Regions from separate parts of the Mus musculus genome. Here all the other regions are linked to region 1. The links are chromatin loops, found by intact Hi-C in ENCODE. Cell type or tissue: left cerebral cortex. All regions are shown on one strand. Region 1 holds the start of Adra2a (adrenergic receptor, alpha 2a). Region 2 overlaps Gm31301 (a long non-coding RNA gene). Region 3 overlaps Gm41865 (a long non-coding RNA gene). Region 4 overlaps Gucy2g (guanylate cyclase 2g). Region 5 has its middle 47 kb from the start of Gm41866. Region 6 has its middle 14 kb from the start of Gm41867. Region 7 has its middle 23 kb from the start of Gm41867.

Region 1 (4,000 bases):
ACCCCACTCTAATACTAGTAAACTGGTATTCTCAAGGAGTCTGACCCAGAAATATTTTGTGACGTTGCAGGTAGAGCCCAGGGCCTCATGAAAACTAGACATCTCTGCCTTGAGAAATGTGATTTGTAAGCATCCCTCTTCAGGGATGCTCAAGGATTAAAAGATGAGCCCAGCATATGTGAGTGGGTAGGCCTGAAGAGCAATTTATTCAAGCTAATACTGATACCCAGGAGAGGAAGGGGTTCTCATCTCTTCATGCTCTATAGCAGAGAGAGAGCATGAAAAATGTTCAGTCTCCCATAGAGTGCTGTAGCAGAAGCCGATCGAGGTACACGTCGTACCTCGTTATGTGCTCTGCTGTATTAGTCACAGTTGGAGGAGAAAGTGGGATAGAGGGGCTCTTCCCAGCACCCTTTCTTCCTCCCAAAAGGATCAAAGTCGTTATGTAACAGGATGACTTGTGACCGCCATGCCTGTATTTCCCGTGTATGGTCCTGCTCAGCCTATGCAGTGGTAATGAGGACTGAAGCCAAGGCTTTGTCCATGCTGGGTAGGCACTCTGCTCTGAGCTACATCTGTCTTTAGTCTCTGGATGGGCCTTTGCCAGTGTCCAGAAGACAGAGCCTCCCAGTTGCTGGGGGGTGGTGGAAAATTTCTTGGGCTTACATTCAAGAAACATGGTCCAATAAATGGCTGGCAATGTATACTTAACCTTGCTGACCTTATATTTCCCCAATTATATAAGCAAAAGCTTAGACAAAGTAATGTATAGCTTATAAACTGCTTAGCACTGTGGCTGACCTATGTTCAGTGCTAAGAAGTGGTATTTTGCTATTTATTTTTTTCCTAATAGCTATAGACCTTCATGGGTAAGTCCAGAGGCAAATCTCCCTCAGGCCATCAATGACAACATCCAATGTATGCTCTGCCTCAGCTCCCGTGAGGTCAGTGGTACCATTCTAAAACTGCATATCTGAGATTCAGGGCTGCAGTTCTCAACTTGAGCTCATTCTTCGTAGCTTTCATTGGCTTTTCAAAAATCTTCACATAATTCAGTCCCTGCTCACCACTTTCAGTCACCTTTGCAAATGAACACACTGGCAATGGCCCTGCTCCTGCCAAGAGGCTCGGAGCAGAGGGTTAAGACAGGGAATAAGAGTCTCAACAGAGAGGGGACAGACAGCCATCTTGGTTTTCTTGAGACTCTGAGGACTTCTTACCATGATGCGTGGGAGCAGAGGCTGTCCACCAGGGAAGGGTTGCAGGGTAAAGGTGCTGAATTCAAATGAGACATCTGAGATGTACTCACTCGCACCATCAAATACTGAGCGAGTAGTCGGGGTTGAGACTGATGGTCAGGGTCATTCATGTAGCCCGCGGTCCTCAGCCAGACCCGAGCCTGCACGTTGATGTCCAGGGAGACATCGGCTCAGATCTGCTCGGACCTTGGACCCTGGCTTGGATGACTGAGTGTGACATTTAGGTGTAGTGATCTCTGAAGTATGACAGATGCTTTCTTAGGTCTCGTGTGTACCCTGTTGACATTCTGTGCTCTCTGGTTCTCCGTGATCTTCCTGCTGCTCGTCTGAAGAAAGAGTTCGGATGGCACAGTGTATCTGGTGCGACAGATACTCCTGCCTGAGTGCTTAGAAACCTTGCCATCTACTGCCAAGCTCCTACCTTTCTCACCAGAGAGAGAACATAGAAAACACCCTTTCTTTCTTGGCTAGCACCCTGCCCTCACCGACAGATGCTGTGCAGATGTGTGTACTTATCTGTGTATTGGGGGTGTAGGAGAAAAGGCCATGTAAGTGGGGATAGAGTCTAATAAGATGTTTTTCTTTCACGTTTAATTGTACAGATGTGTAAGATACTGTATGTTAATTCAATATTACACACAGTATGTAATGACCAAGTCAGGATAGTTAACTTTTCTATTTCCATAATCAGAAACCCCTTTTTGACAAACACATAATAATCCTATACATTTGTGGAGTTCAGTGTAATACTTTAATTCGTGCACACAGTAGGTACTGATTAAAACAGCGTAAGGCTTACATCTACCTATAATGTCATGGCGCTCTTCATAAAGTAGCTGTGCCTCAACTAATGCTTAACGGTTCCCAGTAGTTTAAAGCCAGGCAAGCAGAGAGGAAGATCCAGGACTCTCACATCTGTAGAAGGTTCCGAGCCTTACTCTCATCAGAGGTAGATCTATACAACCTGAAGATTTCTGCATCATGACATAGTGCAGTTTGAAATCTGTCCGTGTCCCCTCCCCCCCCCCCACCCCCGCCGCCCCAGCTTAGTCCAAACTTGCCCCCAAGATAGGAGAAAAATGGAGGAAAGGACTCCAGAGGAGCCTGGAGCCCTTAAGTCGCTTTCCAGCCGTGACGACCAGCGGCCAGCAGGTGTCAGTGCGCTCTCGTTCTGTCATGGCTCAGGGCCTACCCCTCCAGGACCCTTCCCCACCGCCTTTCAAAGGGGCGCAGTGCAGAGTCCAGGCCTTGAGAGTCCCGGCAGCTGCTAGGATAGGAGGCCTTCTCTTCCCTAAGTATGGATAACTCCGGCCTGGTCTGCTCTCGTGGATGCTGGTCCATTCCGCTCCAGTGGTTCCTTAGGAACCCGCACACGCTTACCTCTCCGGGATCCCTTTCATCCCAGTCACCAGAAGCACCTGCGCTTGACCTGGGGCGGGGCTGCTCGCCAGCGACTCTTATGCCACTCTGCATCTCCTAATTCGGGTCCCAGCACCCTGGCACCCTCTTCTGCTAAAACCCAGCTAGATCGGTGTACCGCTGGGCGCCTGCTACTGTCTCCTGGGCCAGCTAGTAGCCGAACGGCCAACTCCCAGCAGGGGCCGCTCCCCACTCCTTAGGCTCTCTCTTATTGCCCCTCGCTCCCTGTACCCGTCTTTCCAAAAGCCGGGTCCCAGAGGCAGCGCTCTCCCGGGTCCGACTCGGGTGCGGGCTCTAGACCTAAGGAGGGGAGGCGCGAGGGGCGGAGGAGGGTCGACTTCCCACGTGGGGGCTGACGCCGGCTGCTCGGCAACGCCGGCTTCATCCTGGGGCTATAAAACCAGTCCAGCGTAGAGCGGCGGAGCAGCCTCGGCTCCCGCTTCCGTGCAGACGCCCAGCAGCCGGCGCACACCGCCCAGCCACCCAGCGCCTCCAGCTCCAAGTCCTGCGGTCCTGCGAAAACTCACGCGGCCCTCCGACCCCCGCCGGGTCTGTGGCGCTCAGCGCCCACCCAGATCGCGGCTAGCAGCCACCCTTGGCTCCGCCGCGGCTCCTGGAGAGCCGGTCGCTCACCTAGCTTGGCCCTGAGGACCGAGGTGGTGGTGGTGGGGGTGCGGCTTCATGCGGCCCCCACACCCTTCACCCCACCGCCGCCGCCCCCGAGCTCTGTGTACAGAGTCCCAGCCCCAGCAGAGCGCACAACTTTGGAAGTCCCGTGGGGCTCCTAGAGGAGGCAGAGTCCGCGCCTTCGCCGGAGGTCCGGCCCAGCCCTCGCCACCCCGCCTGGAGGGTAGCGACGGAGTTGGAAATCTCTTCGAGGGTATAAGAAGACAGACCTAGGACTCCGAGCCCACACCAACACCCCTCCGCTGCCTCTTGGGGTAAGACTTCATGCTTTCGCTCAGCTTAAGAATCAAGGTATAGATGACTAGCTAAATGCATTTGTATAAATTTCTGACATCTTTCCAAATCATCAGGCCACCGATAATTTCTTTTCTCTTTTCTTGAAGAATAAAATCTCTAACCACCAGCTGGCCCTACTCGATCCTGCCGCTTAGAAATAAAACTTGGCTGTGTTTGAGGAGCTGGGAGAGAGAAAGCACCCACCCGGAGCGTCGGAAGGACGAACCGGTGCCAGTTCGCGGGCTCCAGTCCATGGACCACTAGCGGTCCCCAGCTTGGGCCCGAGCTCCCTGCGGCCCTCTTCCTTATGTGAGGCGCGGCGGGACGAACCCCGCACCGGAGGAAGAGGAGGACCCACG
Region 2 (4,000 bases), 490 kb after region 1:
ATTCTTCCAGAGGACCCAGGTTCAGTTCCCAGTACTCACATGGTGGCTTATAACCATCTGTGACTCCAGTTCCAAGGGATCCTCTCTCTCTCTCTCTCTTTTTTAATTAGGTATTTTCCTCGTTTACATTTTCAATGCTATCCCAAAGGTCCCCCATACCCACCCACCCCCACTCCCCTACCCACCCACTCCCCCTTTTTGGCCCTGGCGTTCCCCTGTACTGGGGCATATAAAGTTTGCAAGTCCAATGGGCCTCTCTTTCCAGTGATGGCCGACTAGGCCATCTTTTGATACATATGCAGCTAAAGACAAGAGCTCCCGGGTACTGGTTAGTTCATATTGTTGTTCCACCTATAGGGTTGCAGTTCCCTTTAGCTCCTTGGGTAATTTCTCTAGCTCCTCCATTGGGGGCCGTGTGACCCATCCAATAGCTGACTGTGATCATCCATTTCTGTGTTTGCTAGGCCCCGGCATAGTCTCACAAGAGAGAGCTATATCTGGGTCCTTTCAGCGAAATCTTGCTAGTGTATGCAATGGTGTCAGCATTTGGAAGCTGATTATGGGATGGATCCCTGCATATGGCAATCACTAGATGGTCCATCCTTTCTTAGAAATGGGAACAAAACACCCATAGAAGGAGTTACAGAGACAAAATTTGGAGCTGTGATGAAAGGATGGACCATCTCTCTCTCTCTCTCTCTCTCTCTCTCTCTCTCTCTCTCTCTCTGTGTGTGGATGTGTGTGTGTGTGTGTATCTATGTCATGTATATATGTATGATCTCTTGGAACTATTTTCTGTGTTTTTTAATCTATAAGCATATATTTTCTTCACGTTGAACTTGACTAAGCAAGTTATACATTTTTGGATTATTTGAATCACAAGTGTAGGGAATATATAGGAATTTTACAAATTCTGATACCACCCAAACATTACAGATACCCTTGTTAATTAATATTTATCAATTATTAATTCTATTAAGAATGATTATGCATTATTAATAAATATATGCTTGTAGATGGAATACCAGCTTTTATGTTGTGAGCATCCAGATAAGTAGCAGAGTTCCCCTGGACCTTCTTGTTACAGTTTTCCATGAAACTTGTTATTTAGCTGCCCCAGCATTTCTCACACTGGTGCTGTGTCAGTATGTATTTGTGTTAGTATTCTGCATGAGGCCGCGAGTTCTACTGGAGAAGAAAAGCTTCCCATGAAGCCCAGTGGTCTCCATCTTGCAGTAGGTATTCAGTCAGTAGGGGCTTATTCAACAGTATTAGATTCTTTATTAGTAGCTGTTGAAATTCTGGGAGAGAGGCACCATACTATGCATGCCTTTGTGTGTCCTTCTCAGCTTGTAGATTATTTGAGTCATTGTAAAGGATTTATAAAATGTTGGTTGAATGAGTAGTTATTGTTCCTAATCAAGGCATTTAGTTGCACTCACTATAAGAGTAAAGCATTTCCCAGCATACCCTACCTCTGTGCCCTGGATTCTGAGCATGAGGAAGTCTTCTTCCTGCTACCTCCTGGTACATCTGAATGTCCATGCTCACCTCTACCCCAGCAACCCTCAGCTCTATGTAATTCATTGCCAAAAGATTGGTGACTGTGAAGGTGGGCTTTGAAGCCTGCCGAACTTGGATCTGATTGCATTTCTTGCTGTGCAGCTAAGTCCAGTATTTGATCTCCTTGACTTTGTTCTAGGACTTTGGAAATGTTGGATCCAATTTTCACAAAACCTCTACCTCATCCTGAGTGGCATGGCTCTTAGGAAGCTGTGTAAGTACTGCTATGAGTCCTTTGCATCAGCCACTTAGTGACAGAAGAACTCATATCCATTCCATCCATAGCCAGGAGGGGAAGTCTAGTGCCACCTACTGCAAGCAAGACAAACTGTCTTCTTTATATAAGAAAATAAACATAGTCTATGATGGCAGTAATAAGGTGTGCATGTGTGTGTGTGTGTGTGTGTGTGTGTGTGTGTGTGTGTGTGTGTAGCATATGTATACTGTTTACACCTATATGTCACTGTATTCCTTTGAGAAAAGGTCCCTCACTCAATTCGAGGCTTACTGTTTTAGCATGACTATCTGGCCAGCAAGCCCTAGAAGTCTTCTTGTCTCTTCCCCCACCATCACTGGAGTTACACATGATACACAGACATACCCACCTTTACAGAAGGGTGCTGGGGTTAATGTCAGCTGTTTGTGCTTGAGTAGCAACCGTTCTTACTAACTGAGCCATCTCACCATCTCTGACAGATACAGTTGAAACTCTAATCAACTTTATTATGAACTTTTGGTGCATAGAGAACTATTCACTTCATTTATTTTAATTTAGGACAGAGCTCTCACAAGCATGAGTGAATCAGCAGATGTTGAATCAATCAATTACAACATCAGTGATAAAAGTGCTTAAAAACTAGGGCCATAGCTTCTTCCATATTTAATATATTGCTTTGGAAAATTCCATGTCCAGAAAAAAGGACTGACTGCTTGTGGAGTAGGATGGGGCAGGTCAGACTGGGGAAGTGCTTGGTGTCTCAACAGCCACCCATCTAGGGATGTGGTTTTAGGCCAGCGTTATTTTACTCGACGTTGGAATCAAGACAACCCACATTCAAATTCAAGCCTTGGCACTTAGAATCTGCGTAATTCTGGATAAATTGCACAATTCCCTGAGTCTTATATCCTTTATTTGTAAAGTAGAAAAATTATAAATACTAAAATACCAGGTTTATAAGGTTGATGCAAATAGATTGTTTAGTTCATGTGGTGGTTGACCTTGGTGTTCAAGTTGATGTGAGTTACAAGCACCATGACAACAAATCTCTGGCCATATCTGTGAGGGATTATTTAGATGAAGTTAATTGAGGTAGGAAGACCTCTACCCTTAGTGTGGGTGGTTCCATTCCATGGGCTGGAGTCCCAGACTGAATATAAAGGAGACAATGAGCTAGGCACAAGCATTCATTACTCTGCTCCTTGCCTGTGGATGCAGTGTGACCAGCTGCTTCACCTCCTACCTTCCCAGCTATGATGGACTGTGCCCTAAGCTATACAGCAGAATAAATGCCTCCTTTATTGAGTTGGTTTTGTCAGGAATTTTCCTGGGGAGCATGGGAATCAACTGAGAAGCATTGCTGGATAAATGGAAGTAACTCATAATTGAGGTGCTTTGGAGTGCCCACTTCCATATGAAACAGCTATCAAAGTGCCACTTTGATAGGATTTTCTCCATAAAGATGCAAAGGCACAGCTCAGGACAACCAGTATCTACACATCTATGTATAGAATGACTTATCTAGTCTCTAATAGAGCTGTAGGAAATGAAAGGGAAGATAGAAATGTCAGGAAGGACAGGGGAAGTGACGTTTGCTCTGGGACTTGAAGAATGAAGAGAAGTACAACCAAGATGAACAAGGAGGAATCAGAGCAAGAGAGAGACCTCAGAGGCCTCTAAGTAAAAGATGTTTGCAAGGGATATAGAATTGCCTGACGCAGGGCAAGTTATGGAATGTTAGATGGGATGAGGTTCAGTGCATACAAGGTCCTGAAAGAAGACACAGTGACTCAAGTCTAGCTGGCAAAGACAAGATTAGGGACAGATAATCTTCAGTAAGGGTCTTTAAGCAGGTATTGGGTGTTTTTGTCTTTCTACTGTCTATAGATTACATTTCTGTCAGTTTGACACAAGCTTGAGTCAAGAAAGAGGAAATCTTAACTGAGAAAATTCCCTCATCACATGGACCTGTATGGAAACCTGTGGGGCATTTTTTTTATTGATAATTGATGTGGGAGGGTCCACTGTAGGTGTTGCTGCTCCTGGCCAGGTAGTCCTAGATTGTATAAGAAATAAGACTGAGCACACCATGGAGAGCAAGCCAGTAATCAGCACTCCCCCACAGCCTCCGCTTCAGCTCCTTCCTCCAGACTCTTGCCTTGAGTTCCTGCCCTGAAAACATCTCAGGGATGAACAGTGATAGAAAATTTTAAGTGATGT
Region 3 (4,000 bases), 130 kb after region 1:
TGTCTACTATTCCTTTTGGACTCCCTCTCCCATGGTTTCTTCTGCTTCAGTAATTTGGTCAGCTGTTTTTATTACTCAGGAGGCTGAATGTCCTACTGAATTGATGTTTCAGGAAGTGTGATAATTCTGGTTCACAGATCTGTCTCCAATGTCTGGCATCCACTCCCAATGAACATCAGCTCCCTGGCTCAGCGGCTCCATTAGGTAAGACTCTCCTTCACATAAACAAGAGAAATCAAAACACTGGGAGCACCACGCTCTAATTTGAGAATGAAGGGGGAAGGCTGTTGTCTTTTGTGAGTGTTGAGTTTAAAGGTTTCAGGAATGGTAGACCCAGAGCGCAAGTGATGATTCATCAAGGCTCTGCTTTCTCTATCTCTTGGCTCTGCCTCTCTTACATGCTGCCTTTGTTCTCAGGCACATCTTACCCATTTGAAAGAAAATATGGCCTCTGGCAGAACCAAGCCAGCATGGCCAAGTTCATAATCCAAAAGGAAGAAAGACTGACTACTTACCGTATCCTATTTCTGTCTTAGTTCTCAGGTGAAATTAGGATCTGCTGTGTTGGGTGCCAATATTTTCCTGGATTCAGTCACACTGAGGGATAAAGAAACGTATGCCCAGCTTGCTGTTATTCCCTTCTTGGACTCAAGAAGTCAGGCTGAGGAGTAGCATATTCTATGCCTAGCTCGACTAGAGCTGATTCCTACTGCAAATGCATTTCACATGAAAAGAGGGGTTGATGCTGCTGCTGCTGCTGCTGCTGCTGCTGATGGAGGGTGCTCTGCAGACAGAAGCAAGGCTGTCCACCCCAGTGGCCGAGCATGCTTTTCTCTTGGCCTACAGAGTAGTGTTATGGGTTTTGTTTACACATCCTCCTACCATTGTGAAGTTATTTAATTGTTTTAGCTGTATAATTGTCTAAATTGGCCGATGCTCTTCATTCAGAGGCTCCATAAGTAGTGTGTGTGCTCTCTCTTTCCCCTCCCCATTCCTTGCTAGTCCCCAACCCTACTCCTGCGTGAGTCACCACTAACATTTTTCCAGGACTGTACTGCTTTGAAGAGATAATTCCTTACTTGAGAAGGAAGAGGATGAAAACAATTAACCAAATACCTGGGGCCAGCATGTATCCATCTGGGCCTCCTTGGAGGATTCTGTGTTCTGTAGGAGGGTAATCTGGTTAGAGATAATTGAGGAAAGCCAACGGCATGAGATGGCTCTTGGTTTTTCTGAAAAGGGCACTCCCCATCTCTACCAGCCTGGAACATTCTGTGAGAGAAAGCATGGCAAATGTACTTTGGGAATACCTACATTCTTAGGCTCAGTAACCAATGACACAGACCTTGGGTAGGGAAAGGAAAAGAGAAGAAGAAAGCATTGTTGCTGGTGCAGGCTGGTCAATCTACTCGGAGATACCTGAAGTAAAGGCAACTTGCATCCGTAGCAAATGAGAAGCTGTACGTTCCACGTCTAAGCTGTGCTTTGGGTTAGAAAATGGGAAAATGAGGATTATAAGAATCTAGAGCAGCCTGAGACAGCTCCATGAAGGTGTTTGCACAGCAGTGCAAGAAGCATGGGAAAAGAAAGAAAGAAAAACATGGAACAAACCATATCTCAGAGGAGAAATTGGATGTGTGTTGGAGGCATGCTGGAAGGCACGCTGGTGGGAGTGTGAGAGGCACAGATCTGGGAGTGCTGGGTGACAAAGAGTCTATAGTGGGCTGGCTGCCACTGAGGGGCTCTCTAGTCACCTCTAGGCCAGGCAAGAGTTGTCCATATGGCTGGGAAGGTTCTAACAGTGTTCTCTCCTTGAATGCTGCCCCCGACAGGTCTCTCAACAGCAGCCTTTGGTTTCTGGACAACTCCAGAAGCTGTAAAAAAAACTTCTTCCTTTCTTGAACAAAAACCTGCTTCCTCCTAACACCCACTGATACGTTCCAGTTTTCTTGATGGAACAAATCTTGTTATTTTGGATGGTGAAGTGGCGCTGCCAGGGCGTGCTATCGTTGGCATCTAAGGCAGCTTTGGCATGCGCCTCCTAACTCCTCACTCCACAAAGGCACGTTCAGTGTTCTGACCTCTGTGGCCCTCTCTGGAGGAAAGAGCTCCTTGTACCCCAGATTCCAGCCTCCTGAAGGTTTCTGCTTGCCAGTTATCTCCTTTCTCATCTTTAACATCTTCTCGACTGGCTCAATGCACTCAGTCTCTAAATATATTTGAGTATTTCTATCCTCACAACAAAAATAAAACTCTCCACAGTGTCCCCGGCCCACTCCTCTGGCTTTTTCTTCCTTTTCGCAGCCAACTTGTGAAAAGATTGTATCTCTTCTCTCTTCCAGCTCCTCACCTTCCAGGCTCTCTTCGATCACCTCAAATCGCTTCTCCATCACCTGATCCATGGAGTGAAAAGCTGGCTGGGGAGAGGATGCCTGAGGTCTTCCGGTCATTATGCTGTTTAGACACATTCTAAGTCCATTCTTGCATGGTCATTTGACACCATGGGTCTCTCCTTAGAAAAATATTTTCTCCTCTGGGCTTTTCCTGACACATAGTCTTCTGGGTGTATTTCATATTTTCCTATTAATCATCAATGGCTTTGATGATACATGTTCCAATGCATCAAGTACTGGGCTCATTTGAAATTCTTTCCCTAGATCCCCTTTTAGCTGGACTATGACCACATGCCCTTGATCACTGCCTATATTGGATGACAAATTACCTGAATTCTATACATTCACAATTAAATTTGATGTACTTCCTCTTAACACTGGTTGATGGTCTGGTGTACCTAGCTTAATATTCAACAGTAACATCTTACATATTGTTTATCCAGAAAAAAATCCAGGCCTATTTAGACATCTGCTTCTTTCTTCTTCACATAAATTTCATTTTCTGTATTCACATCTTGCTTATTCTAGGGCCTAAATGCTCCTTGAGGCTACCATTTCATCTTTAACTGTCCCTTTTAGCCTATTTTATCATCCCCTACATTCCTTGTACTGGGGACAGCAGTTTCTTTTTAAGAGGCAAAAGTGCTGTTAGCCTTCCCTCCGTATTTTAAGTCCTCCAGTGGCCTGCTTACATTGTGTTCAGTGATTTGAGGTAGAAGCAGGCTGGTTTGTGGGTAGGAGATTGTAATCAAGAGGCGGAGTTTAGTTCATGGAGGCTGTGTGAAGGGACACAAGGAATCCCGGGGTTGACAGTGGATGTAGTTAAAGGCATCAACGGGGATCATCAGCCTGGAAGAGCAATAATACTGAGATATGGCAGAAGCATAGTCAGAATATTGTGAGAACTCCCGAGTGCCTGGGCTACAGCAGCTGCCGACCTAGCACCAAGGACAGCTCCAGAGTTTCTGTTTCCTGTAGTAGCAATAGCCCCTTTTGCTGTGAAATAGTCTCAGGCTTGATTTATCTGTTTGGGTTCTTTGATAGGACAGATGAAATGCGGGGGTGGGGTGGGATGGGGGATAGGGGGGTATGGGAGGAGAGTGGTAAAGCATGACCATGTTTACAATAGGTGTCTCAGAACCTAGTCCGGTTTGAGAGAAGGCCACTCTGTATTCCGAGTTAGTGGTTTGGGGCTTCTGCAAAGGATCCTGGGAAAAGAGTGCTTCAGTCTCTTCTTTGTGGTTCCTCGTACTAGAGGAATCTGATGAGACTGGCTTAGGGCTTCAACAGTTTTGAAGGCTGGACATTTGATTAAAGCCTTGATGTGGCTCTTGCTTTGTTTCTACCAATGGCAGAGCCCCTTCTTCCTCTTCGCTCCAGAATGTGTGTCAGCTCTGTCCCGGTGCCACACTGAGTTCTCTTTCTGGCACATTTATGAGATGGTGTTGATGAGGAATTCTCAGCAGAGGCCTGATGCTCACTCCTCAGAGTCCTCTCAGGGACCTTGCAGTCTGGGGGACTTCAGGAAAGGAAATGGGGAAAATCACTGAAATGCGCTGCTCTTCACTTCTGCTCTTCTCAGGAAGTTGTGGTGAGCTCTCTGTTCA
Region 4 (4,000 bases), 1.2 Mb after region 1:
CCAAAGGTATTTAACATCAGGCCCACCCTGAGAAGGGAGGGGGGGACACAGTCTTACTCATCCACTTTCCACCATGACAATAAATGTCTCAAAATCATGGACTACCTCTTTTCATCAGGATCTACTGTGGGGAGCCATGGAGAAAGCTTTCACCTATAGACCCACCATCTAATCTTCCATAGAAGGCCTCTCTATGTTCCCAGCCACAACCAAGGCAAGCTCAAGCCTGCTGCTGCCATCAAGCCAAGAACTCCCACCATGGGACCACTCCTCCCTCTTTCCCCCTCCCCCAAGCCCTGGGCTAGATCCAGCCCACTCCACTCTCAGCTCTTCTGCAGCTCCCAACAGTGCCTAGGTGTCCAAGAGCCTGAGAACCAAACGGCCCCTGGCCTCATTGCAGGCCTGGGACCCCCAGACTGAGCTTCCCCACCCCCAAACCCTGGAGCAGTGTCCTGGGGCTTCCCAATGGCCTAGCACCCACCCAGTGACAGTGGTGGGTAAGGGTGGTCTAACTTCCTGCATCCTGCCTCCCCGAGCAGCTGAGCCCTGTGGCAGAGCAGACATGGGACACATAACCCTACACTCTTCCATCTCCTTCTCACTCTGGGGGACCATGTCTATATGGCCCCTTTGTGTAACACTGTACAGGCCATATCTGCTATCTCCCACTTAGCCTGGATCATACCAACAAAAATGAGATCCACAAATCTAAAGGTAGCAGCTTTGAGCTTCCCAGGATCTGAAAGACATACACTCAGTACTGGCCACTGCCTCCTTTCAAACATCTTTTCTGCGAGATTAAAATAATGGGCTGGGCGTGGTGGCGAACGCCTTTAATCCCAGCATTTGGGAGGCAGAGGCAGGTGGATTTCTAAATTCGAGGCCAGCCTGGTCTACAGAGTGAGTTCCAGGACAGCCAGGGCTACACAGAGAAACCCTGTCTCGAAAAAAACCAGAGAGAGAGAGAGAGAGAGAGAGAGAGAGAGAGAGAGAGATTAAAATAATGGGCAAAGAACGGATATTCATAGCAATGCAGTGCGAGTGTGGAGGACAGAGGAAACCTCAGTTGTCATTCCTTAGCCACTGTGCACCTTGGTGTTTGAGGCAGACTCTCTCACTGGCCTGTGAATGAAGATGCTTGGCCGTCAGATCCCAGCACTCTGCCTCACTCTGCCTCCGTGGGGCTGAGAATTTAGCACCACGAAGCCCTGCTTATTCCTACATGGATTCTGATGATCAAATTCAAGTCTTTCAGTTTGCGAGGCAATCACTTTACTGACTGAGTCATCTGCAGCCGCCACCCAGTGACTCCGGACAAGCGTGCACATTTGTGGCTAATCAAGACCCTTCCGGAGAAGATGGACAGAAATCAAGCATCGGGGTTCTGCCATGGATTGAGACGAGCTGAGAGGTGGTCTGTCCTCAGCCTGGAGACAGCAGATGGGGAGTCTGTGCATCACAGCCCAGGGCACCTCGGCTCACCTTGTATACATCATGGCTCTGTATCGTGTGGTCAAACAAGCTGTACAGGTCGTTGAGGAGCTTCACCACTTGCAGGGGGGAGCTGAGGGAACACAGCTTTGTGAACCCCACGATGTCAGAGAAGAAGATGGTGACAGACTCAAAGTGTTCCGGTTCTACAGACTTTCCGGCTATTAGCTGTTCTCCCACGAAGCTGAAATCAGAGAAAGGGTAGATGGGTCTTAACAAACTCATGCTTGTTTCCGCTTCCAAGGCTCTTGGCAGAGCCGACCCTCTGCAGCCCCTTCGGCTTTGGTGAGCTAGGTTTTTACTTATTAAATTTGCCATATAGAGGGACTTAATGACACGCATTTATTCACTTGGTGTTTTCTCTACAGAGATTTTTAAGTGGTGGCTGTAATCCGCAGGAAAGGGTGGAAATCGGGGACAGGTCACAGCCCATAGGTTGAGAACTACTGCTCTAGAAAGGTATGGGCCATTAATCTCAGCACTCAGGAGACAGAGGCAGGTGGATCTCTGTGAGTTCAAAGACAAACTTGTCAACACAGTCAGCTCCAGGGCAGCCATGGTTACATATTGAGACCCTATCTCAAAATAAAGAAAATAAATAAATATTCCCCTCTTCCACTCTTCTGGTGACATGCAAATGCACAAACATTTCAAAAGTAAATGCTTCCATCTGGAGGTCAGAGGATGCATAGGTGGAAAGAGAAACAACGTTGAAGCTTTTTTTTTTTTTTTTTTTAGTTGATGCCACAGGCACATTCTGAGCTAGACAAAGGAGACATGAAGCTAGCCTGCCATCTAGTGGCTATATCCTGTTACTGCATTCACCACTTTCCACATAAACCACACTTGAATTTTCTGTGGTTTGTTTGCCTGTGTTTTCATTAATAAGGTGAATCGACTTGCCAACTTTTGCACATACATACGTACATACACACATACATACATATACATACATACGTACGCATATGCATATATATGTATGTATATATATATATATATATATATATATATATATCCCTTCCTCAGTCCCTCCCTCCATCTCTCTCCCCCTCCCCCCCCCCTTCTCTCCCTGCTTGGCCCCCTTTTACAAAGCTTGATATCCTCTTAGAAAAAGAACAATGGAAATATGTTGCGTTAATTTTTTTTATATAAACCCATTGCACATTATCGCGGGTTACAATGTGCATTGCTATTGATATGCGGGTGAGGGCAGGCAAAGATAAGGCTAGAAGCCTCTGATTGGGCAGTGGGAAAAGAAGGCGGGCTGAGAGTTTTAGAGATGAGACAGAGAGGGACAGAAGAACAGAGAAGATCACAGGTAGCTATGAATGTCATAGGAAAGATGGATTAATATACAGGACAATTTGTCCAGTCTAGGTTGGCTCTCAGTTCATTGTGTGGGCATTTCGTGGGTTGAGAATTTACTGATATAAATCTGACTGATAAATTACAAGCCTCTAGAGTTTTACTGGGTTACAGGGATTTATGACAGCTAGCCACAGTGGTTGGATGACAGAAAACTGTGCAAACTGCGGGAATGAACCGCGGGAATGGAGCCGGAGAGTAGCAGGCGATAGCAAGGATTGCTTATTTTTTAATTATTACACACAACAGAAATATTTTTCCTGCTCAGAGACACTAAGACAGGGCAGCTTATCATCCTCGGGTTGTTTTTGGCCTGCCCAACACTGCTCCTAAATACCTTGGCAACATGGTAGACAGGAGTTTCTCCACCTTTCTTTTCTCTGCCACCAACTCGCGGGTCCGCTCCTCTACCACTTCCTCCAGGTGATTGGCGTACGTTTCCAGCTTCCCCATCATGCTATCCAGGATGCTCACGTGGCTTTAAAAGAACGCACGTGTTAGCGTGCTCTCCCAGGAACCATCGGACCACAGTGAACACACAACTCCTAAATACCTATCCCACAGAGACATTTCTTGCCTTAGTTAGGGTGTGCTACTGAGGACTGCCCGTGGCAGTAGCGAGTCCCCGGCCCTGAGCTGAAGCGGCGCCCTTGGTTCCTCTGGGCCTCAGTTTACTCCTCTGAAAAATGTACCTTGTGTGCGGTTTTCTTAGGATTTCTGGGCGCGAACGTGTATAAACTGCCTAGGGGTGAGTCTGGCGGCCAGCAGACATTCAACAGTGGACTTGGATGACTCGTCTTCACTTCCCAGCATGCTCCTTGCCATGGTCACAACGAAGCCAAAAGGTACAGACTGCAAACTGGGACATTTCTCAGACTGCCCAGCATGGATCTGCGGGACTGCATTCCAGAAATGCCCCCCATGAAGTTGCTTATGCTGCTCACCTTTTAGATGAGAAGACTAAGACTCAGGTAGGAAATACGTTTGTCTTAATGTTGGGATCATATTGTCTGAGTAAAAAGTCAAGGACATATCTACCAATCCAAGATACATTATGTTAGTTGGCAAAGTATACATATATTGAAACATTATATTTTTATACCATTAGTACCGATATTTCATGTACATTAAGATAATATAAAAA
Region 5 (4,000 bases), 200 kb after region 1:
CCTTTCCCTTTCCCTTTCCCCTTCCCTTCCCCTTCCCTTCCCCTTCCCCTTCCCCTCCCCCTCCCCTTCCCTTCCCCTTCCCCTTCCCCTTCCCCTCCCCCTCCCCTTCCTCTTCCCCTTCCCCTTCCCCTTCCCCTTTCCCTTTCCCTTCCCCTTCCCCTTCCCCTTTCCCTTCCCTTTCCCTTCCCTTTCCCTTCCCCTCCCCTCCCCTCCCTTCCCCTTCCTTCCTTCCTTCCTTCCTTCCTTCCTTCCTTCCTTCCTTCCTTCCTTCCTTCCTTGTTCGTTCGTTCTTTCTTTCTTTCTTTCTTTCTTTCTTTCTTTCTTTCTTTCTTTCTTCCTTTCTTTCTTTCTTTGGAGAATTTTCTGTTTCTTCCTAGCCCACTTTTTATCTTATATTTATTTTTTACTTTCTCTTCTTTAATCAACCTGTATGTTTCCAAAGATAGCTGATTATTTAATTTAATCACCATTCAAGGAAAGAAAACCATGTCCTGGTACTTGTTCCAACACAGAGCATATAGTGAGCAGTTAAAATCAGAAATGGCATTTAAGCCTAAAGGGGTGTCTAAATTGCCTCTAAGTTGCGAGCCTCAAACTTAATGGGTTAAACAGACTTTCCAGAAAATACACACAAATGTAACTAGACCTGTTAAATGTTAGTGCTCTTCCCAGTTCACTGAACCAAAATGACCACATGAGTTTTGTTGAGCTAACTGATCATAACTAGGCAATTGTTATTAAATTAGCTAGGCCAGTGCAATAATACAGTGGTTTTAAAAAAGTTTTATTTAATACACACACAAAAGGCCAGTAAGGTAGGGTATTTTTGTTGTTGTTTTATTTTGTCTAGTGCATTTTTAAATGATTTGTTTACTTGCTTAATGATTAGTTTGAGGGAAGTCTTAGGGTTTCCATTGCTGTGAAGAGACACTATGACCAAGGCAGCTCTTATAAAGGACAACATTTAACTGGGGCTAACTTATAGGTTCTGAGGTTCAGTCCATTATCATAAAGGTGGGAACATGGCAGCATCCAGGCAGCCATGGCACTGGAGAAGGAGCTGAGAGTTCTACATCTTGTTCCCGAGGGAAACAGGAGAAGAAGGGCATCCTCCGGCAGCTAGGAAGAAGCTCTCCCAAAGCCCACTCCTGCAGTGACACTATCTCCAAAAAGTCCACACCTACTCTAACAAGGCTACACCTTCTAATAGTGCCACTCCTGGGGGGTTAGGGAGGTGGGGAGAGGGTAAGCATATTCAAACAACCACAGGGAGTGTATCTATATATTATAGATAGATGTGATTTTTCTGTCAGATGAATAGATGGCAAAGATATTCTCTGATTCTGTGGGTTACCGCCTCACTGGTTTGATGGTTTCTTTTTCTGTACAGGAGATTTTAGTTCCACAAGACCCCATTTGTCAAATGCTGGTTTCGTTCTTTCTCTGACTAGGGCTCTATCATGGAAGTCCTTATCAGTGTCTGTAATTTGGATGCATTTCCTATAATTTTGCCTAGCAGTTTCAGGGCTATGTTGAGGTCCTTGATCCATTTGGAGTTGAGATTGTATAGAACAAGAGATAAAGATCTAGTTTCATATTTTTTCCATGTTGAAATTCTGTCTTTTTCTTTTTTTATTTCAGAAAAGACAAGGCTGGGAGGTAGGGTCTGTGGGGACCTGGGGTGGAGAAGAATAATGGATTTACTGCAATCCGTTGTATGCATGTGTGAAATTTTCAAAGAATAATTGTTTAAAACCTGCCAACTACTACTCCCTTCAGCAGCTTGAGACACAAACACCAGTCACAGTAAATTATTTTGCCTTGGTAGCAAACATTTCCCTGAGAAGGTTTTATACTGGTGATTACTAACAACCTCAAAGTTTTTTTTTTAATGTGCAAATTTATGAATATATAGGTGCTTTAATAATTTGAGTGCTTTATGCTTTCTAAATAATTAGGGATGTAGGAGAATGTTTAGTTTGGATATATGAATTTTATATACATATATACATATAGGTTTGGTGCTTCCAGTTACTTCTACAGCATTATTTTAAAAATTTCTGATAAAATTCCTATCAACTGCAATAAAACAGAAGTTTCAATTCTTAGACACTAAAAATAGATCTACCATGTGACTTAGTTATGTCACTCCCGGGCATAGTCTCAAAAAACTCCACATTCCCCTGCAGAGACACTTACACATCCATGTTTATTGCAGCTGTCTTCACAGTAGCAAGGAAATGAAAATATGCAACTTCTTTTTAATGGCATTAATCTCTTTAACGGTGATGGCCAAGGGTGGAAGAGGTGGCTCAGTAGTTAAGAACACTTGCTGCTCTTGCAAGAGGAACCAGGTTCAGTTCCCAACACCTGCACCCTGCAGCTAGCTCACTACAGCCGGAATCTCCAGCTCCAGGGGCCTGGGTCAGACCCAATTCAGACGCCCTCTTCTGGTCTCTGCAGGCATTGGGAATGCACGTGGTTCACAAACAAGCAGGCACTGGCTCAAAATAAAAACAAGTAACCATGTCAGCCAATTTGTCTGCAACCTTGTTTCCTACGAGGTTTTAAATGTATTCATGTTCCTTTTTTGCCCACACACAGTTTTCAAGTTCTCTGGGTCTCACTTTAAACCCAGCTGGACCCAACCAGCAATAATCATGTCAAAGGTTAAATGCTCTGCCGTCTTTAAAGTCCTTCACCAAATTAATTAATTTGTTTGCTTTTTAATTCATCCAACCTTGCTCAAACTTTCAGGCAATGTGTAGGCCATCGAGAAATTCTTTGTTGTCTGTAACACGGCTGGCCTTTGGTTAATCTCTAATCCTTATCAGCATGGTCTGCTTTATTTGCACTTCGATCAGCACCTGGCCTTCATTCCCCACAGCATCAGTGAGTGGGGCTTTTGATAGGAGCCACACTTCCAATTTCTTTGAAGTTCTTCTCATGGGCCAGTTCCAAAGACAGAAAAACCACACTATCATGTCTAATCAGAGCAATGATGACCCTCTTCTAACAACAATTTTATTTATTAGTTAATTCTGTATTACTGTGGCCATAATACCTCAAATATTCCACTTAGAAGGAAGATATGTTTTGGCTCACCGTTCTTTTGGAGCAATTTCTGTTCATCATAGCAGAGACAGTATGAGGCAGGGGGCACACTCCACTTGTGTGGCCAGGGAGAGTAGTGTCATGGTTGTGGGCTAAAGCCTTCAATGCCCATCCCCAATGACCCAATTCTACCAGCTAGTCTGCATTTGCAGAATCCAGAGCCTCCCCAAATAGTGCTACCAGATGGGAGCAGTCATTGAAAGCATGCGTCTGTGGGGTCGTTTTGGTTTCAAAGCATAGCAGTGGTCAATGGAAGAAATGAATAGATGCTTGTCAAAGGGAAACTTGCCCAGCAGGTCCCTCCTTACTCATGGGGGTGAGTCCTTACATCCACCTCCACCAGACCTTGCTAATCTACTTTTTGTGCTTGTTGAGTGGATGCAAGGCTGTGGCCAACAGCGTTAGTCAGCCTGCCTACGAGATAACAGCCCACAGCGCTGTGGGTCCTTTGGAGTGTAGGACCAATGGCTTCATTAGTCATGGGTGTTTGTTTCAGAAGCTGATTTGTTTCTGCAGAACAACTGAGAGTTTACTATGTGCCAAGCACTGTTCTGACTACTCTAGTTACAACTGGTTATTGAAATTTTCTTGTGTTTTTACTGGGCAAAGTCTACACTTGATCTTAGCCAAAAGGCCGAGAAGTGATGATGAGATGAAGTCTAATGTTACTCTTCATTATATAGATGAAGTGGAAAGATTTGTCCCAATTGATATGTTTTTATATCTGGAAGGCTTAAGCCTTGAAATAATATTTTTATGGTGACTTATGTCTTAAAACCTTTGGCCGAACTACAAAACCAAACCAAAAAACAAACAATAAAAATGCTGTAAGCTGGAAAGTCTACGACATTTCCATGCAACAAAGATGGTGAGCTGCTTGTCACAT
Region 6 (4,000 bases), 730 kb after region 1:
CAAATGGCTAACTGGATACCTAAACATCTCTTGCAGGACCAGACTTGGATAGTCATCAAATTTGTAGGACTGCAGTACGGTGCATCAAAAGCCATTTTGGGTCTGTCTAACATATACTTACTTGATAAATCATTTTTCAGTATCTTGTAGAGTAAGACCTACTCTACCTTATAACTATCCATGCCCCCCTTTCCCCTTCCCTTCCTTCTCCTTTCTCTTCCCTTCCTTTTCCCTTTCCTTCCCCCTTCCCTCCTGTTCCCTTCCCTTCCTTTTCCCTTCCCTTCCCTTCCTTTTCCCTTCCCTTCCCTTCATTTCCATCCCTTTCCCTTCCCTCCTGTTCCCTTCCCTTCCTTCTCCTTTCTCTTCTCTTCCTTTCCCCTTCCCTTCCTTCCTTTCCCCTTCCCTTCCTTCCTTTCCCGTTCCCTTCCTTTCTTTCCCCTTCCCTTCCTTTCTTTCCCCTTCCCTTCCCTTTCCTCTACTTCCCTTCCTTTTCCCTTCCCTTTTCTTTCCCCTCCTTTTCCCTTCTCTTGCTTTTCCCTTCCCTTCCTTTCTTTTTCCCTTTCCTTCCCTTCCCTCTACTCCCCTTTCTGTCCCTTCCTTTTCCCTCCCCTCTCCTTCCTTTCCTTTTCCTTTACCTTCTATTCCTTTCTTTTCCTTCTCTTCCTTTGCTTTTCCCTTCCCTTCCCTTCCCTCCCCTCCCCTTCCCTATCTCCCCTTTCCTTCCCTCCTCTTCCCTTTCTATTCCTTCTCTTCTCTTCCCTTTCCATTGCATTGTTTTCCTTTCCATTCCATTGCTTTCCTTTCCATTCCTTTCCTTTTTCCACATGACCAAAAGACCCCACTATCCTGAATATGGTGGCACACGGCATTAATCCCTGCACTAGAGAGTCAGAAGCAAAATGATCTCTGGGAGTTCAAGGGCAGCCAAGGCTTCACACTGAGATCCCATCTCAACAGTGACAAATCCTTGTGGAATTTATTTTGATACTTATTAAATTTAAATTACTAGTGATCTTCAAATTTTGAAACTTTTCATCTAGTAAATATTACTTTCATTTAAAAATATTTTTGTCTTTTCACTTTTAAATGTTGTCCTTCATATGAAGTAAGGGTGTCTGATTGTTCTGTGTGTGTCTCTGTGTGTGTGTGTGTGTGTGTGTGTGTGTGTGTGTGTGTGTGTTTGATTAAGATACTTATAGATGCTTCTTATTTTAGTGACCATGGTACATGAATTCTTTAACATGATGATTTTATACAGTAAAGAGATTTCTACACAATTATTCTATAACCAACTGGCATTTGCACCTACATGCTTTCTAAAATCATTTTCTTTCATTATTTCCAAAGGACAATTGGCAATCCTCTTCATGCTATGTTGACTTTTGAATTTCTCTTTCTATAGTAGTGGAATTCTATATATCAATTTTGATTGTGTCTGAAAGAGGGGACTTTTTTTAAAGAGCTGTTTGAGGTTCATCGCAAAGCTGAATAGAAAGTAAAAATAATGTCTGCGTGCATCATTTCTCTCCCCTCAGACCCCTGCTTCCTGAGTCAGTATTACGCATGTGGAAGAATCAGAGAACCAAGACAGCCTAGCCATATCATCAACCAAGGTCCAAGTTCTACACGAGCTCTCACTGCTTTTCAATTTTGCAAGTATTCAAAAATATGTGCTAGGCTACCAAAACTACAATACATTGCAGAATAGTCTTCTTGCCCTCTGGGCTCTTCTGAGCCTCCTATTGAACCCTCAGTCCTCATCTTAGGATCCAGAGTTCTGCCTTTTCAGAATGCCATGTTTTTGGAATCATCCAGGACATAGCAGCTTCTGTCCCTGAAGTTTGCCTTCAGGCCTCTGCGTGTCTTTTCCTAGCTTGTTAGCTCCATTCTTTTGATTGCCAAGTAATATTCCAAAATGAATAAAACAAGGTTGTTTATTCACCAGTTGATTGATTCTAAGTCTGAGTGATTGTGAGTAAAATCTTGAATCATTTGTGTAGGTTTTCTAGAAATAAATTTTTAACTCATTTCAGTAGATATTGGGGATGTGGTTTTACTGTTGTGAACAGTCTCCATGACCTTAGCTACTCTTATAAGGACAATATTTAACTGGACCTGGTTTACAGGCTCTGAAGTTCAGTCTATTATCATCAAGGCAGGAACATGGCTGCATAGAGGCAAGCATGCTACAGAAGGAACTGAGAGTTCTATGTCTTCATCTGATGGCTGCTAGCAGAATACTGACTTCCAGGTAGTTAGGATGAGGGTCTTAAAGTCCACGCCCACAGTGACACACCTGTTCCAACAAGGCCACACCTCCAAACAGTGCCACTCCCTGGGCTAGCATCTTCAAACCATGACATGAATTGGTGGATTATATAGGTAAATTGTGTTTTTCAAAAAATAAGATACTGTGAAAGTATCTTCCAAAATGAGTGTACTATTTTGGATTCCAGGAAAAACTGAGTGGCAGTTTCTGACTCCCACATTCTTTCCTACATTGTCAGTGCTTTGGATCACAGCCATTCTAAGAGGAGTATTAATTTCCACTTCTCTAGTGATATATGATGGTGAATATCTTTTATTCTGCTCATCAAAGGGTCATATATTATCTCAGATGAGGTGTTTGTTCAGATATTTTGTCCATTTTTAATTGCATGATTCATTTTTCTATTGTTTTGTTTTTGAATAGTCTTTCATTAATTATCTCCACAAATATTTTTCTCCTCCACCCTTTAGATAGATATGACATCAAAGGTACCTTCTTACTATTCCAACATAGTGGGAGCTATAGGCTCAAAACAAATGGCTTTCCAAGTGCAAGGGCAAGTGGGTCCTAGTTTACCCATTAATCCTCATGTTTAAGGGACATTTATTCTCAACTACATGTTTTATTAAATCATTTTTCTTCTCACAACTATTAATGTGTGCATCAGCCAAGGTTTTCCCAAAAGAATATTAGAAAGCTGTATCAGGAACTTATGATGAAATCTGTGGTGTCTTCCAGCATGAATCTAGGGACACAAGCGCTCTCAGGTCAGAGCCAGGGAGGTGGACTCGGTAGCACTAAGTCCAGGGTAGAAAGCCCAAGAATCAGAGATCAGCTGGTGATGTCTTAGCATTTGAAGTCCAGGGCCCTGAATCTCTGATATCTAAGGGCATGAGAAGGTTGATGTCCCTCCAAAAAAGAACAAACTTGCTTTTCTATGGTTCTTTGTGTTATAGTGCCCTCAACTGCGGAGGTGACACACTTCCATATTGGCGAAGGCAGACTTTCTTTATCTTGCCTGTGTATTTAATGTCAGCCTCTCCTGGCAACACCCTCCTAGACACACCAAAACATTATCTTTATCAATTCTCTGGGTACCTTTTAACCTAGTCAAATTGACACCTAAAATGAATCCTCACCTGTGGCCGCCCTGGTTCCTCAGGTCTCGCTATTAAAATGTTTCTGCACTTCTAGAAGAAAACCCAATGGTATTCACTTAATGGACCATGAGATACAAATCAGCAGTATGTGCCCAGTCATGTCCTATGGTCCAAGGCTCCTGTAGCAGGTTAAACATGCAAGTTGAACAGAAGAAATGACTCTATAGTGTTTTGTAACAGTCCTCATAGTGTGAACTCAGCACTTCCTTTGCCACCTAAAAATAATCTGATTTGTAAAATATTCATGTCCTGCTCATTGATATTAATTTCCACTTCAGTTACCCATCGCTTCTTGTTTTTCTTATATAAGCCCTTTCCTCACAGTGAGTTTATTTGTCACTTTTTCTGTTTTAGAGGCAGCACAGCAATGAAGACTACTTGCTGTTCTAGTGAACACAGGTTGGTTCTCCAGCTCCAGTGGCTCCAAGGCCCTCTCCTGGCCTCCACAGACACCCACCCTCATGTGCACATACCTACACACATACACCCACACACATACTATTAAAAATTAAAAAATCTTATTTTATGAGGATGAGAATTCAACTTAGAGTTTGGGTTTAGAGATATTTTG
Region 7 (4,000 bases), 740 kb after region 1:
CCCACCAAGTTCTCCTATGTTCTCATGTTGAAGGCTTTTCAGATACATCTGCCAAATACTAAAGCAAACCCCACCCTGGCCAATGGTGAATTCTTCTAGAGACTGTGTTAATACCCAGGTTTTGTTCCGTATTTATTGAGGATCTACTACAACATGCCAGACACTTTGGCTTGAGGACCATCCATGCCTCAGACTCGAGAGTCTCCCCAGGCAGTTGCTGTTGGCTTTTATATCTTGCGTCCTAAATGCCAAGTTTCCAGGTGCCATAGAGCAGGCTGCTTTATTTAGACAGCAAACAAAACTTTTGCTTAGAGGTTTTGAAAATAATGCAATCTATTTTTCCTTCCTCCCAGCTATTTTCCATTCTTATGTAAGGTTTTCTCTGCAAAGCCCTAGCCAGAAATCAGAAAAGCAGCAGGCAGCTTACATCTAATACACTCAGAAAGAAGAGGCCATAGCTCCATGCCAAGGAGCTCTGGACTTGCCAGTTGACTTTGGACTTGCTAGATGCTTTATCCCAAGAACTTTTCAGCAAAACTAGGAACTCAGGTGAATGCAGGATCTGCCACACCAGTGAATGGTTTGGCAGAGGCCTAAGCCAAAGACTGAGCTGAGTGCTCGGAGACGGGACGCTATTGGCTCATGCCTTTTAGAGGAGAGGATGTTTGTGTCAAGGAGAGCTGATGTCAGCTGTCACCTTTTCCCTCAGCTCTTCCTTCCTGAGTCTCTCCTTTGGTGGGCCATTTTCTTCTCAAAGCAAATAACACATGGCTTTTATTTGAATAGATGTGGCTTGGAGGGTCCTGACTAGTGGAGGAAGACATGCAATCTCCAGGAGGCAACATCCAGACCAGCCTGGTTTTCTCTGCAGGGAACTGTATCAGTTTCTACTCTCACTGTTATGACCAACTATCTGACATCAGGCAACTTAGGTAGGAAGGATTTATTTAGGTTTATAGTCCGTGGAGGAGTACAGATCTTATTGGAAAGAAAAGCAAGACCACAAACACTCACGCGCTGGTCACATCGTATCCACAGTCTAGAATCAGAACCTACAGGGTGTGAGGGCCAGGCTAACAAACAAGACCAGGTGCAGTTGCCCTATTCTTCCCCGAGGGCTCTACCTCATCAAGGTTCTACAGCCTTATAAAACAGCACCACCAACTGGGGGTCAAGTGCTCAAACTTGGGAACCTTTGGAGGAGAGTTGATGTTCAAACCACAATGGATACAGAGTCAGAACAAGCTGGAATTTTCTCCACCCTTGCTGACAGTTTATCTCCTATATGGCCCTTGTCCAGCTTCACATAAACACAGGATGCCACGGAGGTGAGATTTAATGTACCCATTTGAACCGCTAACAGTTTTGCCTGTAAGTCCAACTTCTGGCGATAGATACAAATCCCTTTGTTTAATTGAGTAATATATTTTAATAATTGTTCTTTTCTGAGGCTTGAAACACCCAGTGTAATAGTTTTAATTCAATATAAAGTGTCTCTTGATACTTTTATGAATCTTTCAATACAAATGAGACTACAATTAGCATAAATAGCTGGAGAATACACAGTTAGCTTAATCCTTCATATAGTGCCAACTTGAATATTAATCACTTCAACTGAAATAAGAATGGATAAATGGCAGCCTTTGATACTGAAGTATGTTTTCAAATTGAAGTAATTTTCTTCCTTCACTTATTGGTAAGGAACTAGAAAACCTTAGCTACATTTGTCTGCTGAAGAGAAAAAAGAAGTGCATATTCTCAAATTTGGGTCTATCACAAAGTATTCAGTCTTTAATAGGAGCTACCTATAACCGAATATTTGAGAGAGATGACCCTCATCTGTATAGCAGGCATCAGATAAGCAGTGGTGGGGGTGAGTAAACTGTTTAAAAATAATCAAAGGTGGGACTGGAGACATAGCTCAGCTCTTAGAAGCTTATACTGCTCTTATAGATAATCAGAGTTCAATTCCCAGCACCTACACTAGATAGCTCACAAGTGTCCACAGCTTTTGCTTTAGGGGGATCTAGTGCCCTCTCCTGGAGTGCATGAGTTTCTGCACTCGAATGCACATGTGCAAGCAGACATGTTCACATACACATGATTCAAAACAAACAATAATAATCAAAGGTATTGCAAGAACTGGTTACTGTTATTGGTAACCACCAACATCTTGAGATGCTTGGCTCCTAGAAGGCTCCAGTACAACTATGGTGACACTGTAGAGCCTATGACAACGTGAAATGGGCCCCAGACCTTACTGCAGTGGTTAGCCTGTCTTCTTGTGTCTCTATTGTTCACCAGTGCATAGAGCATCATTATTGCTTTAAAAAAAAACACCTGTTTCCTTCCCTTCTCATCCATACCAATAACCACATCCCATCAGGATCTTTTCCCTTTGAGTCTCGTTGCCATGGCTCCTCTCCAGGCATCCATTCCATGGTGTCCACACTTCATTGCACTATGCTCCATTTGGGGCACAAGAGCCTGACCTAGAAGGAAGGTTGAGTGTTTGAATGACACAGCTACAGGCTTGAGTCTGAAGAACTCATTGAGCTGTGTGAACTCAGACAAGTATCCCGTGTCTTAGAGCCCTTTTCTACTAATTTGCGACATAAGGATAATAATACTCACCTGAGGAAGTTACTGTAAGACTTGAACAGAATAACATACATAAGACCCAAGCTAAATACCTTATAATTAGCTGCTCATGAATGCCAATTCAGTTCAGAAGAATAGATCCCAAGCTGTCGGCGCTTAGGGTTCCAATTTTGTTTTCCTAGGAGCCATTTCTCTCCTATACTCAACTCATTTGTGTGATCCTTAACAGAGCTGGGACTGAAGCTTCAGTGTTTGTGGTCAATGATGGCTGTTCCTTGCTACTAAAGAGCAGCCACCTTCTTCAACCACTCCTGAATCCTCTCTTTTCTTCCCATGCCTCCTCTGCTGCTTTCTATGATCTCTCACGGTTTCTCTGTGCTCCCCTCTTTCCCTGTAAAGGACTCTCACCCAAAATGAGATCACTGAATACCCTCATCTAAATACCAGCTTGTGGGCAACCCTAATCTCTCTTCAGCCTCAGCGTCTCTTCTTCATACGGTCTAATTTATTCCCATTGCAAAGATTGGGACCTGGATGTCTTTGAGGCTTGTATTCTGCCTATCACAGTTTCTGCTTTCTTCTCTTCTGCTTTAAGCAATATCACCAAATGCCCTTCTCTGTCAACTTTATTTTAATAAATATCATGTCCATTAAAGGGAGCCAATCTCTGAAGCCTTAGGAAAAGGTAAAGATAAAACTTCATTCTATGTATCAGTAGAATACAATAAGTATAACAAAAATGTCCATCTGTTTATCAATGCAATATAACAGGCACAACACATTTTCACCCTAGAAACTTTCACATAATCCAGACATATAAAACGTAACATTGATATATAAATCAAAAACATTTATGTGAAATTTGATCATAAAGAAATTTATTTCTAAAATAATTCTCTCTATTCATACAATCTTACCAATTTTGGAAGACGAAGCAATTCTTCCATACTAATGAAATGGATAAGCATGTTTAGTTTTACATAAAGAATGAAGTACTGGCTGAATATTTGATGGCATATGATGCAAGACATCTTCAACATCTTTCAGAGTTGATCAATGTTTTGATTTTATAATCATCAGTGTTGAGAACACTTCTTCATATAAATATGTAGTACAAAATGGCAGAAAAATGATTGGGCCATTTCAGAAATGACAGAAAATTCTTTTCTAATACCAAGCCAAAATTCAAAAGTGGTTTATTTTATTATGACACTCAAATCAGCAACTTCCACCACAACTTTTTAAAAATCAAACATTCGAGCATAATACTCTCTAATCACATAGTAATGTGATACATGTTGAAGAATGTTGGCAGGAAAACATCAAAAGTCTCTATTTTTGCAGTTGAAGGATTAGCTTCTATAGGAGTAAAAACATTGTATATACTACAGTAAAAGCC

Evidence for each region. A loop is a pair of places that touch in the nucleus more often than their neighbours do. Peaks named below come from ENCODE experiments on the same cell type or tissue, not always from the same donor. Only the 100,000 strongest peaks of a DNase experiment are listed, where the experiment ranks them.
Region 2: a loop joins it to region 1, with 9 times the contacts of the local background. A loop is called at or near these places in 13 of 42 quality-filtered maps.
Region 3: a loop joins it to region 1, with 3 times the contacts of the local background. A loop is called at or near these places in 5 of 42 quality-filtered maps.
Region 4: it touches region 1 in a loop (7-fold over the local background); 17 of 42 quality-filtered maps call a loop at or near these places.
Region 5: it touches region 1 in a loop (2.1-fold over the local background); 20 of 42 quality-filtered maps call a loop at or near these places.
Region 6: it touches region 1 in a loop (2.2-fold over the local background); 4 of 42 quality-filtered maps call a loop at or near these places.
Region 7: a loop joins it to region 1, with 3 times the contacts of the local background. A loop is called at or near these places in 4 of 42 quality-filtered maps.

The regions. Positions count from the first base shown.
Region 1 is chr19:54,042,159-54,046,158 of GRCm38, forward strand. It overlaps Adra2a (adrenergic receptor, alpha 2a), which reads left to right and starts at 3,101. Exons shown (of 1, transcript NM_007417.5): 1 at 3,101-4,000. In left cerebral cortex, a CTCF peak has its summit at 2,414 (motif pointing right); DNase peaks (open chromatin) are centred at 2,484, 2,896, 3,028, 3,434 and 1 more place; H3K4me3 peaks cover 1,682 bases; H3K27ac peaks cover 1,569 bases.
Region 2 is chr19:54,532,211-54,536,210 of GRCm38, forward strand. All of the region lies in intron 1 of Gm31301 (a long non-coding RNA gene), which reads left to right. Among named protein-coding and RNA genes, the nearest start is that of Gm31301, 68 kb to the left of the region's middle. In left cerebral cortex, a CTCF peak has its summit at 1,847 (motif pointing left); a DNase peak (open chromatin) is centred at 1,852.
Region 3 is chr19:54,172,622-54,176,621 of GRCm38, forward strand. It overlaps Gm41865 (a long non-coding RNA gene), which reads left to right. Exons shown (of 3, transcript XR_877925.1): 2 at 138-204; 3 at 2,343-2,496. Among named protein-coding and RNA genes, the nearest start is that of Gm41865, 20 kb to the left of the region's middle. In left cerebral cortex, no CTCF peak of the experiment used is centred here; DNase peaks (open chromatin) are centred at 1,712, 1,973 and 2,239; H3K27ac peaks cover 1,722 bases.
Region 4 is chr19:55,204,670-55,208,669 of GRCm38, forward strand. It overlaps Gucy2g (guanylate cyclase 2g), which reads right to left. Exons shown (of 21, transcript NM_001081076.3): 16 at 3,194-3,334; 17 at 1,483-1,675. Among named protein-coding and RNA genes, the nearest start is that of Mir6715, 14 kb to the left of the region's middle. In left cerebral cortex, a CTCF peak has its summit at 2,291 (motif pointing left); a DNase peak (open chromatin) is centred at 2,289.
Region 5 is chr19:54,246,293-54,250,292 of GRCm38, forward strand. It overlaps the pseudogene Gm52412. Among named protein-coding and RNA genes, the nearest start is that of Gm41866, 47 kb to the left of the region's middle. In left cerebral cortex, a CTCF peak has its summit at 2,450 (motif pointing left); DNase peaks (open chromatin) are centred at 2,213 and 2,402.
Region 6 is chr19:54,772,901-54,776,900 of GRCm38, forward strand. No RefSeq gene overlaps it. Among named protein-coding and RNA genes, the nearest start is that of Gm41867, 14 kb to the left of the region's middle. In left cerebral cortex, no CTCF peak of the experiment used is centred here; no DNase peak of the experiment used is centred here.
Region 7 is chr19:54,781,894-54,785,893 of GRCm38, forward strand. No RefSeq gene overlaps it. Among named protein-coding and RNA genes, the nearest start is that of Gm41867, 23 kb to the left of the region's middle. In left cerebral cortex, CTCF peaks have their summits at 1,154 and 2,046 (motif pointing left); no DNase peak of the experiment used is centred here.